Regions from separate parts of the Homo sapiens genome. Here region 1 is linked to region 2. Evidence: chromatin loops called from intact Hi-C (ENCODE). Cell type or tissue: endothelial cell of umbilical vein. All regions are shown on one strand.

What was found. A loop is a pair of places that touch in the nucleus more often than their neighbours do. Peaks named below come from ENCODE experiments on the same cell type or tissue, not always from the same donor. Only the 100,000 strongest peaks of a DNase experiment are listed, where the experiment ranks them.
Region 1: a loop joins it to region 2, with 12 times the contacts of the local background. A loop is called at or near these places in 3 of 110 quality-filtered maps.

The regions. Positions count from the first base shown.
Region 1 is chr11:19,553,903-19,561,902 of GRCh38, reverse strand. It overlaps a transcript of NAV2 not described here. Among named protein-coding and RNA genes, the nearest start is that of MIR4486, 17 kb to the left of the region's middle. In endothelial cell of umbilical vein, CTCF peaks have their summits at 4,068 (motif pointing left) and 7,966 (motif pointing right); DNase peaks (open chromatin) are centred at 752, 1,592 and 4,022; H3K27ac peaks cover 1,636 bases.
Region 2 is chr11:19,947,418-19,955,417 of GRCh38, reverse strand. It overlaps NAV2 (neuron navigator 2), which reads right to left. Exons shown (of 38, transcript NM_145117.5): 10 at 6,338-6,727. Among named protein-coding and RNA genes, the nearest start is that of NAV2-AS3, 30 kb to the left of the region's middle. In endothelial cell of umbilical vein, CTCF peaks have their summits at 1,290 and 3,748 (motif pointing left); DNase peaks (open chromatin) are centred at 1,297, 1,747, 2,997 and 3,687; H3K27ac peaks cover 2,208 bases.

The DNA.
Region 1 (8,000 bases), 390 kb after region 2:
AGGGATGGTAGCCTGGGGCAGTGGGGCAGGATCTCTTCTTAGCCAAGGCCCAGTGGCAACCGTAACTGAGCCAGACTTGCAGGCTGTGGAGCCTTGGCCAAGTCACTTAACCTCCCTGAGCCTCAAGGGGGTTAAAACAGAGTGCAAGGCAGAGGTCCCATTCAAGGAATTCAATGCCAAGTGGTATAAGAAGCAGAAATCTTAGGAAGGGCTTCAGATAGCCACAGGCTATGGAATTTGGGATCCGTGGCAATTTAACTTAGATCTCAGGGAGTCCCCAAACACATATCTAAATTAAACAGAGTGATGAAGATAATTAACTTACTGATATCTAGTAATAATAGGTGCTTACACAATGTTCACTGATTAACAAGAGAAATTTACTGAATATATTGTACTAAATAGCTGATGAAAGCAAGGTCAAGTTCAAGTGGCCTTTGCTATAAGCCTTGGATTTCTGAATTTCATATATGTATGTGAAGGTTGAGGCTAGCAAACACAAGGGCCAGACAATTTCCTGATTTTCCCAAAATAACAGGTGGGCCCAGCAGTGTCCCCCTTCCCTGGTTTCCCGCCCGACTCTCCGTGACTGGTTAGGAGACGCTGCACCCAGATATCCGGCTTCACTCACAGCTGACCACACTGAGCAGTACCGTCATGTGAACAGAATTAGTCATCATTTTGATGAAAGTGAACAATCAAAGGAAGAAGACCCAACACACATTCTGTCTTTTATCTTCTATCAGAAATGCCTCTTTCTGACCTTAGAGACCCAAGCTGAAATTTAGAATCGGAAGGGATGGTTGAGGTCATCCATCCAGAATTTGCCAGGTGTATTCAGAAGAACACTGGTCTTAACGGAAAAAGAGGGTCTGAGGTCAGGGAAGTTTGGAAAACATTGCACATATATCCTTTCCTGCCCTTTGAAATTCACTATGCAGCCAGGCACTTAAAACTCTTGGAAGAGTCCTGAAGAAAGAAGCCTGTTCAATTTTGTTTAACCCAGAGTTTCTCAAACTTATTTATCTTTGGGACCTTGCTGTTGATGCACTTTCCTCTTGCCCACTTAGTGTGTACTGACATGAGCATTTCTTCTATCTGGTCTACTCTATTCATTCCCAGTATAGCTGTAGTTCCTGAAGTCACCTGAATGTGCAACCCATTATCTAGACCAGACACTCAGAAAGATGGAGTAGCTTACCTAAGGCCATATAGCTAATTATTCTTAATAGTCATAAACCAATATTTGTATAGCAATAAAGCTCATATTTGTACAGTGCTTTAGAGTTTTCTATAAACTTATATTCACAGCATGTTGTTTATCAAATGTGATAAGAGCTGCAATGTTGTTGAAGGCATACTCCACATCAGGGCTTTTACAGGTATGACCTCAGTGGCGCTTCACAGCAGACATCTGAGGCACATTGCTCGTTATAAAGGCGAAGACACTGAGGCTCAGAGACTCCAATTAAAGTGCCCAAGGTCACACAGCTGGCAAGTAGCAGAGCCAAGACTTGAATCCAGAAAGTTTGATTCCAAAGCCATCCCCAGTGCCCCGCACCCCAGTGAGAACTTGTTTTCTCGCAGGCAGGAAGCAGATGTCTCAATAGCTGATAACCTGGGAATCTCAGGGTTTGTCTAAAGCTTGTGATTAGTTATCAGATTTCTCAGGAAGCACATCCTTACTCTTTTTTTTCTCTTTTTAAGTGGAGAAATCACCAAAGGAGGCCACAACATCAAGAAAATAGTCTCTTTTACCACCGATTCTGAGCAAAGCAATGAAAAACAGCTTCAACAAAAAGCTAATTAGAAAGTCATAACTTGGAAAACCACCAAATGCAATTCTGATGAGGATCAAATTTAATAAAAGCACAGCTTCTGGTTCCTGCAGCTAGAGCGAAGCAGGCACGTGAGGGGAATGGCTAAGGCAGACTCAGCTAGAGAAATCGGGATTCCAGGTACACCAGGCAGCACTCCAGGCTGTCCATCTATCCGCCCCCAGGGGGAGAAGGGCTCAGGCAGCTTACTGAGAAGGGGGCTCTGGAGACACTCACCAGGGGCAGACCATGAAAACCAGACTGGCCCTGGGAAAGGGAGAGTGCCAGAAGCTTCCGAAGAAAGCACTTCCCATCCCCAGGCTCCTTTCCTGTAACAAGGTTCCTGGGAGTTTCCTTACTGCACAGATGAGAATGGCTTGTCATTAACATTCACATCAATAGACGCTTCTTGAAGACTTGAAAATGGCTATTGCCTGTGGGGATAAGCATGTGACCCCTCCTGCCATCCACCCTCAGCCACCCTAGTGCCAAGGAAAGGAAGCATGAATACAGATTCTACCAGCAGTAGACACATTCTGAACAAATGAAGTTCAAATTAAAATCTCAAAATAATTCATGCTCCCATAATGCTTTATAGGTGATAAGATGCTTTCTTGGGCATTTCCTTATTTAGTCTGTGCCATAATTCTATTTGGTGGTTGTCTTTACTATATCCACCTGACATCACACAAGGAAAACAAGGCTCGGGGGTTAAATGACTTGGCCAAGGGCACAGAGCTTACAACAATGGTGCCATAGGAGAATGGGCTTTTAATTCAGAAAGACCTGGGCTTCAATTCTAGCTCTGTCCTTACCTGACATGTGATCTTGGGAACAATCTCTGTAGCCGAGGCACCTCAGTCTCCTCAGCTGTGAAGGTGGCTTCCATGTATGGAGGACTTTCTGTGTGCCAGGCACTACTATAAGTACCTGTGGTAGGTGGTTTGCAAGATGGCCACTAATAATTCCTCCCATTCTTGCATGTGCAAGTCACTCATCTCATCAAGAGGAGAGGCCTGTGTCTCTCTTCCTTAAATCTGGGCTGGCTTTGTAACTTGCTTTGACTTATGGAATATGGTAGAAGTGACTGCTGTGCCAGCTCCCAGGCAAGGCGGTAAGAGGCTGGGAACGGCCTTTAGTTCTCTTGGAGTCCTGCGCCACCATGTATAGGGCAAACACACTTGACAGCAATAACATAAACATACCCTGAGAATGGCCCTGTATGGCACCTGTGTGGGACTTGAATGTGTGTTCCGAGACAGGGAATCCAGGGATGGCCAACACAGACATTCATTCCTTGTCTATGAGAAAACATCCGAGCCCCCAGCCTGTCCCATGGAACACAGGCTGTACAGGGGATTGAAGCCCCAGGTTTTGGGTTAAGTGAATGTTGCCAGGTTCAGGTCATTCAGGGAGGGTGTTAAGTGAAAATGCTCTATAAATTGCATGCTGTTCACAAGCAGCTGTGGCTTTTCTGCCTAGCCTGCTGCCATTGGGCCATAGGAAGGTGGTTTGACTGTCCAGTCCGCTGCCACTGGATTCTCTCCCCTGTACATAAGCCCCTAGTCAAAACCCATGTCTTGTTTGTTGGCTCTGGGTCTCTTTTTCAACCTCTTGAACCTGATGACTTCCCTATTGAGGTGAGTAGGGGTTTGGCACAATGCCATGTAAAACCATTCTGACTCTCGTGCTGGAGAGAGAGGCCCTGCCAGCCTTTAGCTGAGGTGCCATGCATTTGAGGAAGCCCTCTTGGCTCATCCAGCCCTACTGGAAGTGCCCAGCCAACATCACATGAGGAAGCGAGTTGCTGTCCCACTGAGCCCTGCCCTAATTGCAGAATCGTGAGCAAATACGTAGTTGTTTCGGCTTGGTTTGTTTCGCAGCAATAGATAACTGAAAAAGTGCCTAATGTGTATTCATTTAGTCCTCATATCAACCCCATGGAGAAACTGAGGCACAGAAAACTTAAGTAAGTTATCTAATAAATAACAGCAGGTTTTAAATACAAATAGGCTAACTATCCAGAGCCCACGTTTATAAGCACCACGTTATACTGCCCCTTCATAAAAAGAGCAGTACCTCTCAGAGTTATTAAAGAGATTGTCCCTCCCCAACGTTCATCCCACAAGAGCACCCCATCTTCCAAAGAGGAGGCTCCACATGGACTCACATGATATTCACCAGACGAAGTGCCCTCTGTCATTCTGGCTCGATGCTGCCCCCACGTGGCCACTGACTGTCCAAGCCTTCCGTTTGGACACATCCTGACTGCAGGAATGCAGCTTGAGAATCTGCCATCCCTTCAGCCACCTCTTGATCCCACCCTATGCTTCTCACCTGGAAGTGCAGCCCCAGTTCTGTTCTGTGTTCGGTGTGGATCCCATTTTAGCCAAGGCTTTTCGCGTTCACTGCTTATAGGGAAGCATCCCACCTGAAGCTCAAGTTGAAGTGTGTCTACGTGACCACATGAGCACTGATAGGGCCCCTGGGAGACAGAATGTCCCTGCCTAAGCCATCAGCAGACTTGTGGCAACCAGAAGTTCCAGTTTTCTCATTCAGAGCCTAGAGTACCATCGATTGTCCATGAATTGCATAGACAACATTTAATCAAGGGCAGATGTACTTCAGCAGGAGAAACATTCATGTGAAGAGATTACTTCACAGTGGCTAAAATAAATCAATTCTACAAACAAAACATTCAGTTTACTCATCGTAAGCCGTAGATTGCCAGGCTCAGTGGATCTAACAGGTAAGAGTCTGGGTTTGAATGATACACCTCGGTTCAAACTCTGGTTCCATCATTTGCTGACTGTGTGACCTTGGACAAGTCTCTTAACCTCCGCTGGCATCAATGTCTTCACTTGCCAAACGGCTACATTAATACCATGTCTCTTGTGGAATTTAACCTGCGGGTTAAATGATATGGCATCTGAGAGCACTTACTGCCTTATCATCCAGTGATCTAATAAGCCTGAATTATATTTTCTTTGTTCATTTGCTTATTTAATTTTAAAATTCCTTGGTTATTTTACATGATAGAAGCAATGCATGTCTATTATGTAAAATTTTGGAATTAGAGAGAATAAAGAGAAAGAAGTAAAAAACTCTGATACAGAGATTTTTAAAATCAAGGTCCATAAATCCCCTAGAAGACTAGTAAGAATTTCAGAGAGTACATGAACTTGGATAGGAAAAATGACGTTTTTATTTCATGATCTAACCAAAATACAGCATGGTCATTTATTATGAATTTTGGCTTCAAATAACAGTAGTTTTAGCTATATAGACAACTTTGTCACTGACAGAAACTTAGACATTTTTATACCACATTTTAGCTATTGCATGTAATTTAAAATATTACTTGAATTCATCACTACCTTATAGGTATAGTAATTATTTGATCTTCTGCTAGATCGTGTTACTTAAGGTATTAAAAAGAAGCACATATATTGAAAAATTATTTTAACATTTTGATATCTGTATTTCAATATTATTGGTTTTCTTTGAAATTCTATGGTTTATATTTCAGGCATTTAAAAACATGCTGGTAAGCCCATAGGCTCATCAAGCTGCCAAAGGTGTCTGTGGCACAAAAAGGGTTAAGAGATCCCTGCTGTGGTTCCTCCAGCCAAGCCCATGAGCAGTTCAGATTTTCCTGCCACTCTTTAACTGTTTACTTCGTTCATATTGTTGCAGTCAGGTTGCATAGTATAATTTTGTAGCCTGTGTTGCTAACCATAAACATGTTTTCACATTGCTTCTTACACACATAATTTTTAATGGTGGCATGATATTCCACTTTGTTGATGCACCATAATTCACATTCCCCTGTGGTTTACCATTTACAATGGCTTGAACCTGTCACTTTTACAAATGACATTAGGATGAGTGTCTTCTCTCATAAAGGATCTCCTGTATTTTAGATTATTTCCTTAGGCAAGATTCCCAGCAGTGGTAGAGTGAACATTTTCAAGTCGCTGACACCCTTCCTGGTCCCCGGGGAGCTGCAAGCACATGGAATCAGCACATGGAGGATTGAAGAAGAGTGAAGGCTTTGAAAGGAGGAGGGAAGGGAGGCTGAGGAGGAGAAAGATAAATGGGAGGGCAGGGTCTGTAGGGACAGGTGCACAGGCTGTGACCCACTCAAGGGTGTCCAGCCAGGTGATAAGCACAGGCTGAACTCTAGTCAGGCTCTGCTACCAAGCTGTGCACTCAGGCTGGGGCTGGGGCTGGGGCTGGGGCTGGGTGGGCTCGAGGAAGGTACATCTTCTTCCAGGCACCATGGGAGCAGAGGAATTCACTATTGCTGAGAAATTCACTATTGTTCCTTGGTGGTGGCATCTTCTTGGGGTCTTCAGGACATACAAACCCCACACCCTCAGAGAATGCTAGAAAGAAGGAGTCACATTTTCAACCTAGAGTCCCCGAACCTTTAGTACCTGGGAAGGCAAAAATCTGGGAAGGCAAAAATGTGAGCAATGTTTACTTCCAAAACAGCTAATAAAACTTGAACATTGACCTTCAATAAGGCCTCCCCATGTAAAACTCATACGGGTTGGAGTTCACTGCTGCTTGTTGTTTCTTATGAGTACACAGTGATTGGAGTGGATGCTGTGGTGAGCTGCCCAGAGCCCCCCCCAGGTCTGGGAGTGTTGGCTGCTGTTGGTTTATGGCTAGTTCGTCCCCAGGAATTGCACTGGATGAAAGAGCTGCCTTGCCCAAGGTGATAGACCTTGCCTGATTCATGTGGGAGTGCACAGACCTGGCCTGCTTTCCCCAGTGGGGATCACTCTGCAGCTCTTCCCAGCCCCAGACCTACCTGGGGACCAGCTGAGGCCTTTGTCGTGCATGTTTCATGGTTCCACCTCTCCCTCTGCCAGCTTCTGCTTCCCCACCTCATTGATGGCATTACCAGGACATGCCCCAATTTCCTGTACATTGATCCCTGTCTCAGAATCTGTTTATCGGGGAACCCAATCTAAGATAGTCACATATCTTGTTTACTCAAAACTGAAAAGGAATAAATTATTACAACATACATACATGGGTAGATAAGATTTTTTTTTTTTTTTTGCAAAACATGGTATGTATGAGATAGAAACCCCATTTTTAAAAAATTTATTTATCTTTAATTTTTTTTTTCGGAGTTTCGCTCTTGTTGCCCAGGCTGAAGTGCAATGACGCGATCTCAGCTCACTGCAACCTCCTCCTCCCGGGTTCAAGTGATTCTCCTGCCTCAGCCTCCCGAGTAGCCACCACGCCTGGCTAATTTTGTATTTTTAGTAGAGACGGGGTTTCTCCATGTTGGTCAGGCTGGTCTCGAACTCCCGACCTCAGGTGATCTGCCCGCCTCGGCCTCCCAAAGTGGATAGAAAACCATTTTTAAGAAATGTCCTTGCTGGCAAAAACACCACCACCATAAACAACCATCTAATTCATCCTTACCTACTCCCTCATTTTATAGACGAGAAACAGAACCCTGGAGGACAAGTGGCCTGAAAGTCACAAAGCCCACAAACAGCAGAGCTAGAACACAAAGCCAGACCAGCAGTGTTTCCATTCCTTGAGGCGCCTCTACTAGCTTTGGGTTCAGGGCAACGCATTTTCTAACAAAAGCCTACCCCATGAGTGGGGAGGAGCTGGGCAATGGAGCCTGGTGTCTCCCCCAGAGGGTTAGACACTTCCTGCTCTCTAACATCCAGAGACAAATCACAAACTGTAAGGTTGGCCTAGTGTGGGCATTGGCATCAGACAGCCCAAACTCAATCCTGGCTCTGCTATTGGCTAGCTGTGTGGCCTTAGCACAGTTGATTTACCTCTCTGAGCCACACTCTCCTCATTTCTCAAATTAAAATTCTAAATTCTAATTATCAGAGTTGCTTTCTGAATAAAGTAAATGCCTGCACGTAGATGTCATAGCACGATTTCAGGCCCTTAGAAGACTCTAACCCAGCATTAGTTCCCTCTGGCCACCTTTATTTTGTGTTGCCTCCTGGCTTAGAGCGCAGAATTTCAAAAACAAAAAAGGAGAGAGAGCTCCCACAACTTTTCAGTATGAAATGCTCTGTCCCCTTCTCTGATTGCTAGGGGAACAGAAAGCAGCCTCTTTTTCTACTGGGCGTGAAGCCCTTTGAGTCCACCCAAACTCGCCAGCAGAGGGCAGCACAATTCTGCTAAAAGCCC
Region 2 (8,000 bases):
TAGCATTCATTTGACATTTTTTTTTTCTCAGACAAGGTCTTGCTCTGTCACCCAGGTTGGAGTGCAATGGTGTAATCACAGCTCGCTGCAGCCTCAACCTCCTGGACTCAAGTGATACTTCCACCTCAGCTGGGACCACAGGAACATGCCACCATGAACAGCTTTTAAATTATTTGTTGCAACAGGTCTCACTATATTGCATAGGCTGGTCTTGAACTCCTAGGCTCAAATGATCCCCCCATCTCAGCCTCCCAAAGTGCTGGGATTGCAGATGTGAGTCACCATGCCCAGCCAACAAATATTTATTGACTGCTTACTATGCAACAGGCAGGCACAGTGCCAGCCAATGAAGATACAGGAGCATTCAAGACAGATTTGACCCTAACCTTTAGAACTTACAACAGGTTTGGGTTTTGTCTTTCCTATCCCATATATATATATATGTGTGTATATGTATATATATATGTATATATGTATATATATATGTATATACACACACACACATATATACACATATATATACACATACATACACACACACACATGCATATACACACACACATATACTCACATACATACATACAAACACTAATAAACCAATTCTGATGTAGTGCTACCAGTGCTAATACAGATACAGCAAGTAACAAGGAAGCATACAGAAAGGTCACTACCTCTGCTTGGATGGAATCAGAGAGGAGATGACCTGACAGGCAATAAAGGAAAAGATACAAGGTATTATACATGCAAATGATGCATGAGAGCACGAAGCACCCTCTTATGAACAAATAATACAAACAAAAATAAAGTATAACAACTATCCATATAGCATTTACATTGTATTAGATATTATAGGTAATCTAGAGATGATTTAAAGTATATAGGAGGATCTACATAGGTTATATGCAAATACTATGCAATTTTACATGAAAAACTTGAGCATCCACAGATTTTGGTATTTTCTGGGGGTCCTGAAACCAATCCCTCATGGATACTGAGGGATGACTTTAATTAATTCAGCATGAATGAGTTCCTCAATTTCTGAAGAACGGAGTCTCCCCGCAGGCATCTGTGCCCATATTTGTTGATGGAGTAATTCCTGCCACCAAGGAGGGAAGACAGCAGCCCCTAAAAAGCCACTGTGGAAGACCAAATGCTTACATCCTGTTTTCTCTCTACACTAGGCTATTGATCAGCCTCATTCTCAAAAGCCAACATCCTTAGCCCTAAATATCACCAGCCAGGAGCTTTAAACCAACACAATGACTCACAGTGAAAAGGAATTGAGACCACAGCCTCTATCAACCACTAGATGGACACCACAGGCTAAGCTGGCTTTCTCCAAGTGTTCTGTAAATAGAACCATTGAGCTTCATAGCGTGTGGTAGCGAGTTATATAAGCATAAGGTCCTGCCAGAGTAGGCATCAAGAATAGACCATTCTCAAAATATTAAATACCTGCTAAGTCCCAGTCTCTGGGTTTAGAAAAATAATGAGTGCTGTCTGCCTGCTAGGAACTCCAAGTTTAGTGGAGAAAGACACACACACACACACACACACACGCGCGCGCGTGCACATTTCTTGTGCATCTCAGATTCTTGCCTGTTCTTTTCAAGCTCTATCTCTAATATTCAAAGGTTAAGAACTTGTTCCAGTTCACTTGGCAGAGCCAGGATTAAATCTCAAGTCTGTCTGCCTTTTAAGAACATACTCTTTCCTCAGTACCATCCAGTGGCTTTCAGACACTTCCCATGCAAAGTGAAACGCTTATATATAAGGGTAGGTGTGAACCAAGACTACCAGAAACACGTGAGACTGAGCTAACTGTGACTGGGGGAATCCCAGAGGACATCACAGGGGAGACATTTTCTTCAGGATTAGTCAGATGGGCATGAGGGGAAAGGAATTCCAGGAAGAAAGCAGCATGTCCCAGGAGGGAGGGCTTTGCAAATGCAGGAACCAGAGGCAGGGCTTTGCAAATGCAGGAACCAGCTTTTGGTGGTGGCAGGTAGCCTAGAGCAGTGGGAAGTCTGGAGTGTGTGAAGGGAAATGTGGCCGGGGGCAAGTCAGCGAAGGCAGATGAGGCAAAGGCCATGAAGAGCCTCCACAGTCAGTTAAGGCATTCAGATCTGTTCCCACAGGCAATGGGAAGCCATCAAAGGTTCTGAGAGGGAGAAACTTCTGATGTTATATTTAAAGGGTCATTTTTTTGTCCATAAAGGGATATCTACTTATACTTTGGAACATTACACAACTCAGTGCCTCCTTTGAAAAGAAAAAAAAAATCATTTCAAACATATGGACGTGGAGTCTGCCCCTTTAATTTTATTCTGTACCATATGGCACTTTGAATTTTTAGAATATGAGTAGAAGATTGACTTCACAGATCAAAACCTAGTAAGAGAAATTTCATCTGTTATTTTAATTTCCTCCCCACTACAGCCAATGCCCAATTTATCAATCCAATAAAAGGGATGAGTGAGATCAGATAACAACCTGTAAAGTACTTAGACATGCCTGGTATATACCAGGCACAATATAAGAACACACACACACACAAAGTGTAAGAGGCATTTGCCCTTAATTCTTAGCTAAACTACATGGTAATATGGTAATAAAGTAATTTCAGCCCTACCATAGGGAGAATTGAAGGATACACACAGGTGCACATGCACACACCAGTACAGAAAATGAACTAGAGGCATCAAAAAATAGCTGTTATGCCAAGCCGAAGTACAGCATCACTTTAAAAACAGAGGTCTTAGGTTTTTAGAAACCAGAATTTACTTCCATATCAGATTTTCTAAATAAACTTACTATAAACTTTTACAAGAACTTTCCTCAAAGAGCCTCTGTACAGATTGATATATTACTCATACATCAAGGCTACATTTCTACTAAGCCAAATAAACATCTGGACAAAAGCTTTAATCATTTCATTGTTTCCAAGCGCCTGGATGTTTGAGGGAGATAAGGCATCTAGACCCCGACTGGGATTTTGGTCTTTATCAGATACAACTGCAAACAGAAATCCAGCTGAAGGTTTAAAAACCATATTAATTGTAGCACTTCAAAGCTCAGGGAAGTCAAATGACATGCCTAACGTCACAGAGCTGGCAAGAGGTTGGGGAGGGTTTAAGCCCTGGTCTGCCCAATATGATATCCCAGTCTATTTCCCTTTCACTACATCAATTGCCTCAACAATGCCTTATTCAGCACATTCTGAAGCACAGAATAACCAGCCTTTCAATATTTACAACCTTGCCAGTTTATAGGAAGAATATGATGAGTAGAAAAGACATTAAGTGTCTTGCTCTGAACTCTGCGTGTAAACACAAACTGGTAACTTGGCCTCAAAGCAGAAATTCACATGCATTTCCACAGAGTGGATACATGCTTAACAAGTGTTCTAGAATGCTACAACTAGAAGGAGCATTAGGTTCCATCTGGGCTACCTCTCCTCATGCTGAGGGTACATTTCTACATTAAAAGGAACAGGAAGAGAAACCAGACCAAAGTTCTCCAGTTTCAGTAATTGGGTGCTTTGCTTACGTTTCTGAACTTTTTATCTACACTTGCTCTAAGTGCTATCACACATGCTAAAACGTAAACTTGGCAAAGCTGGAACTGAAATGTAAACATCGGTGCTTTTAAGCAAAGGTAAAGGCTCTGGTTTGGATGGTTAAAGAAACCAGGAGTTTCTCAGTCGGCTATCACTAAGATTCAGGTTAGAGTGTTTCAATGTCTCCACCTTGTGGACATAATCAACACTACATCAAAATGAATTCACTGGCCATCTTTTTAGAATTGAAAGACTGGTTCGACAATAAAATCAACTATTACAGGATACAAAAACCTCAAAACAAGCCACAATTTGTTCGGTAGTATATGAAAATGGGAATTGATAATAATAAATCTGAGTCCATGCTAGATACCAAAAGTCTTCTAAACAATAATACAAAGATTACATTATGTGAAATTCAGTTGTAATAGGTGTATGCTATTGTTTTTCATGTTTATGGAAAACTAGAAAAAAAAGGATGCTCTAAGTTGACCAGGTCATTTAATTTCTCACTCCATTAATTGCGCCAGCCATTCCAGGCAGCAGAAATTTGTTGTACTGTAAGGTGTTGGGCAGCTCAGAAAACACTACAAAATAAAGGCCTCAGAAGTGAAAGTTTCTCTCTGACCTTTTTCTGCCCTCTGGTCTCTCAATCCTATTTCCCCTGAGGCCAGCCATAGAAACTAGAATCCCTCTGCCCCTAGGTAGGCCATAGAAATCAGAACCCTTTTTCCCCAAAGCCAGTCATAAAACCTCCAAACATTATTCTAATTTTCCCTCTTCCTTTCTGTGTGAAGCCTGGGCATAAGGAAATTATCTGACCCACCTTGTTTGATTGTAGAAACCTCCATTACAGAGAGGGCTCTGCCCCATACGCAGAAGGCAGGAATGCTTCTCAGAAGGGCCAAGAAGAACCTTGCTTGGTTTCCCCACTCCATCTGCTAGCATTAGATCATACCTTTTTTGCCCAATCATATTTCTACACAGCTGCCCGTACTTTGTAGAACCTAAGCATAAAATTGGACAATCTCCCCTATATCTTTGGGTATTCATTCTGAAGGCTTCTGTGTATATACATTAAGTAAATTTGTATGTCCTTTCTCCAATGAATCTGCCTTTTGTGAGCTGATTTTCCAGTGAACCTTCAGAGGGTAAAGGGGAAATTTTCCTTTTGCCCCTGCAAAAGGTTTGGTGGATTCTGTTTTCAAAGATTTCACTACCCAAGATAGTTCTAAAAGTAACAGGCTGAAAACCAAAGCACCTCTATGCCTCAGCTTTTAATGAAATAAAAGAACACTTCTAGTCACAGAGGTAGAACAGAGAAAAATCAAATTCATTTTGAAATAAACTCTAGTAGTTGTAGTATTTCAATACAGCAATAAAACGTTGGCAAGATGGTACACTATTACGCTCTGTCCCTAATAGCTGCAAGCCCTTGGGCAAGTTATTTAACCTTCCTGGACTTCACCTTCCTCATCTCTAAAATGGGGACTATGATATCATCTACCTCAAAGGATTGCTATGGAGATAGAACAAGAGAGTATAAAAGTAAAGCACCTAGCACTGTGTTTGGCATATAGGAGAGTTAGCTATTATTTAAATTATAAAAATACTGGCTCACCCATTGGGTTCTTGATCATTATTTTCATGGAAATGAGTGGCACAATTAGTATTTCTGCTTTTTCTTATCTGTAACTTTAACAGCTAGAACATTCAAGGTGGAAAAGATCTTGGAGAACTTCTGGGCAAGTCATGTTAACAGATGAAGGAAGAAGTCCCAGGCAAGTGAAATAACTCACTGCACCTTAAGTCTGCAGGGTGATCTGAGAGGGGAGCATGAACAAGTTACCAGCCAGGCCTCGTGCTATACAGTCATGGCAGGCTCCACCTGAAAGGTTCCTTAGACATCATCTCATCACTCCCCTTCACTTCATATATGAGCACACAGAGAAACAGGGAGGCTGGATTTGTTCATTCATTCACTGATTCACGTGTTCATTGATTTAGCAATATTTATGAGCTCCTATTATACACAACACACTGGGGATTCTGCAGTGAACGCGCAAGACAAGTCCTTGCTTTATGGTACTTACTGCTGCAAGTAGGAGGGGGCCGGGAGGCAACAGAGGATATACACATAATCAGGCTAATTTCGAATAGTGATAATCTTCCAAAGGAGCCTGCCACAGAGTGGTGGAGATGCGTAGGGCAGGAGGCAGGACACACACCTACTTCAAATTGCATGGTCAAGGAGGGCCCCTCCAAGGAGGTGTCAGCTGAGCAGCAAGAAGGACCTACCATGCAAAGATCTGGGAAGCAGAATCCAGGCTGAGAAACAGAGTGCAAGGCTGTGAGGCCGGAAAGAGCTTGACAAGATTGAAGATTGGAAGGGACAGCTGCAGCAGGGAAATAGGTAGGAGAGAGGAAGATGAGATCTAAGAGGCAGGTACAGGCCAGATCTCATAGGCCCGGGGAGGCCGTCTAACCTGCAAGTAGTCCATCCTCAGTGCAAGGTTTGGTTTAAGGGACTGATGCGACATGGTTTGTTTTCAGGTATTACTCTGTTGTGATTTACTGGCCAAGCCTGGACTACCCAGGCCTTCAGACTCACAGCCGAGCAGCGTTTCCCTCCATGTCACACAGCCTTTGATATGGACAGCAGAAACTCAGGTGGGCAGTTTGACCTCCTCCAGAAGAATCAAATAGAGCCCTACAAAAGAGAAGCCAGGTGCCAAGCCCTCTTTCTCTCTGGGAGAAAGGGCGGCCCCGGGTACTTACCCGCTTGTAATGTCATCGGTCCGGATGTTCTTGCTCAGAACATCCCCGTCGCTCATGTAGCCGGGGGCATCCATGCTGATGCCTTCCAGGTCCATCTCATCTCCTGCCTTGTCTGAGACGTCCACATGGCAGACACTACTGCCCCGGGAGGCCAGCTGCCTTCTCAGAGGGGCGGAGTACACATAGCGACCTGACTCAGTGTTGATGAACCTGCTGGCGTTGGCTCGAGGGGGATACCCATTGCCCATTGAGGGGGCGTCTCCTGCTTGGAGCCGAGGGCTGGACTGGCCCAGTCTCCAGGACAGAGGTGTGGGCCTCCCTGTCAAGCTGAGTATGCTACGGCCACTCATCTCCGTGGTGACATTGGTGTCAAACGTGGTTTCCAATGTGCTAGAAACAAAACCAACCTGATTAGACTCAAAGGTACCTAGTATCCTTCACAGTTTATATGTTCTTTAATTATTTAGAATTATGAAATAATCCTCATATATAAAATAGGATAAAACAGCCAGCCCCCATGTACCACCTGATGTGCTTCCTCTGCTCAAAATGAGAAAGGAAAGCTACACATCTACATAACATTCTGAAAAGCCTACCGGAGACTTTCCCTGCTAAAACATGGTACAAGAAACGAATTACTTTAATTAAATGACCTCAACTACTAGAATTTTCTTTCCAGGCCAGATGCAGTGGCTCACTTTCCAGGCCAGATGCAGTGCCTGTAATCCTAGCACTTTGGGAGGCTGAGGAGGGCGGATCATGAAGTCAAGAAATCAAGACCATCCTGGCCAACATGGTGAAACCCCATCTCTACTAAAAATACAAAAATTAGCTGGGCATAGTGGCATGTGCCTATAGTCCCAGCTACTCGGGAAGCTGAGGCAGGAGAATCGCTTGAACCCAGGAGGCTGAGGTTGCAGTGAGCTGAGATTGCATCACTGCACTCCAGCCTGCCGACAGAGAGTGAGACTCCATCCCCCCCGGCAAAAAAAAAAATAAGAATTTTCTTTCCAATCTGGGAAAGAAAATACTAGAAAATGCTGAACTGATTAGGATGGGGCATGAAGGTTCCTGCTTGCCCATTCATTCTAGGATGTTGCATCACAGCCTTCTTTTCCTAAGGGTGGGATTCTCCACCCACCGGGAGTTCCTAATACCACATTTTACATCCTCAGCTCCCTCCCAACTGAGCAGTGGACACAGTTCTAATTTTCTAACCCTCTAAAGTTCACTTCCCCCAGACTTTTGCTTTTCTCATATTTCATCCAAAAAGCCTGGAAAGATTGGTAAATGCCTGGGCTTGAGTTCCCTCTTCAATCAAGTTACATGGACTAGAATCTGCCCAAGGATGAGCTCAATCTCTTGGCAGAGTCTGTCTTCCACTGTTTTCACAGCGCTGCAGTTTCTTGCAGCCCAGTCAAGACTATCGTGTGCACCTTCACAGGAAAACTGGAATTTCCTCACTGAGCAGAGAATGAGATTCTTCCCTGCAGAAGAAACCACTGAAGTCTTCCCTCCTGTCATAATTACCATCCCACCGTCAAACTGCTATGCCAACATTAAGTCAGTGTCAGTGACGATGGTGGAAAAAGGGATGTTTCACACCTAATGGTAGAGTCACAAGATCCAATATCTGACTCCCCTTCATTCAGATACCTAAAGG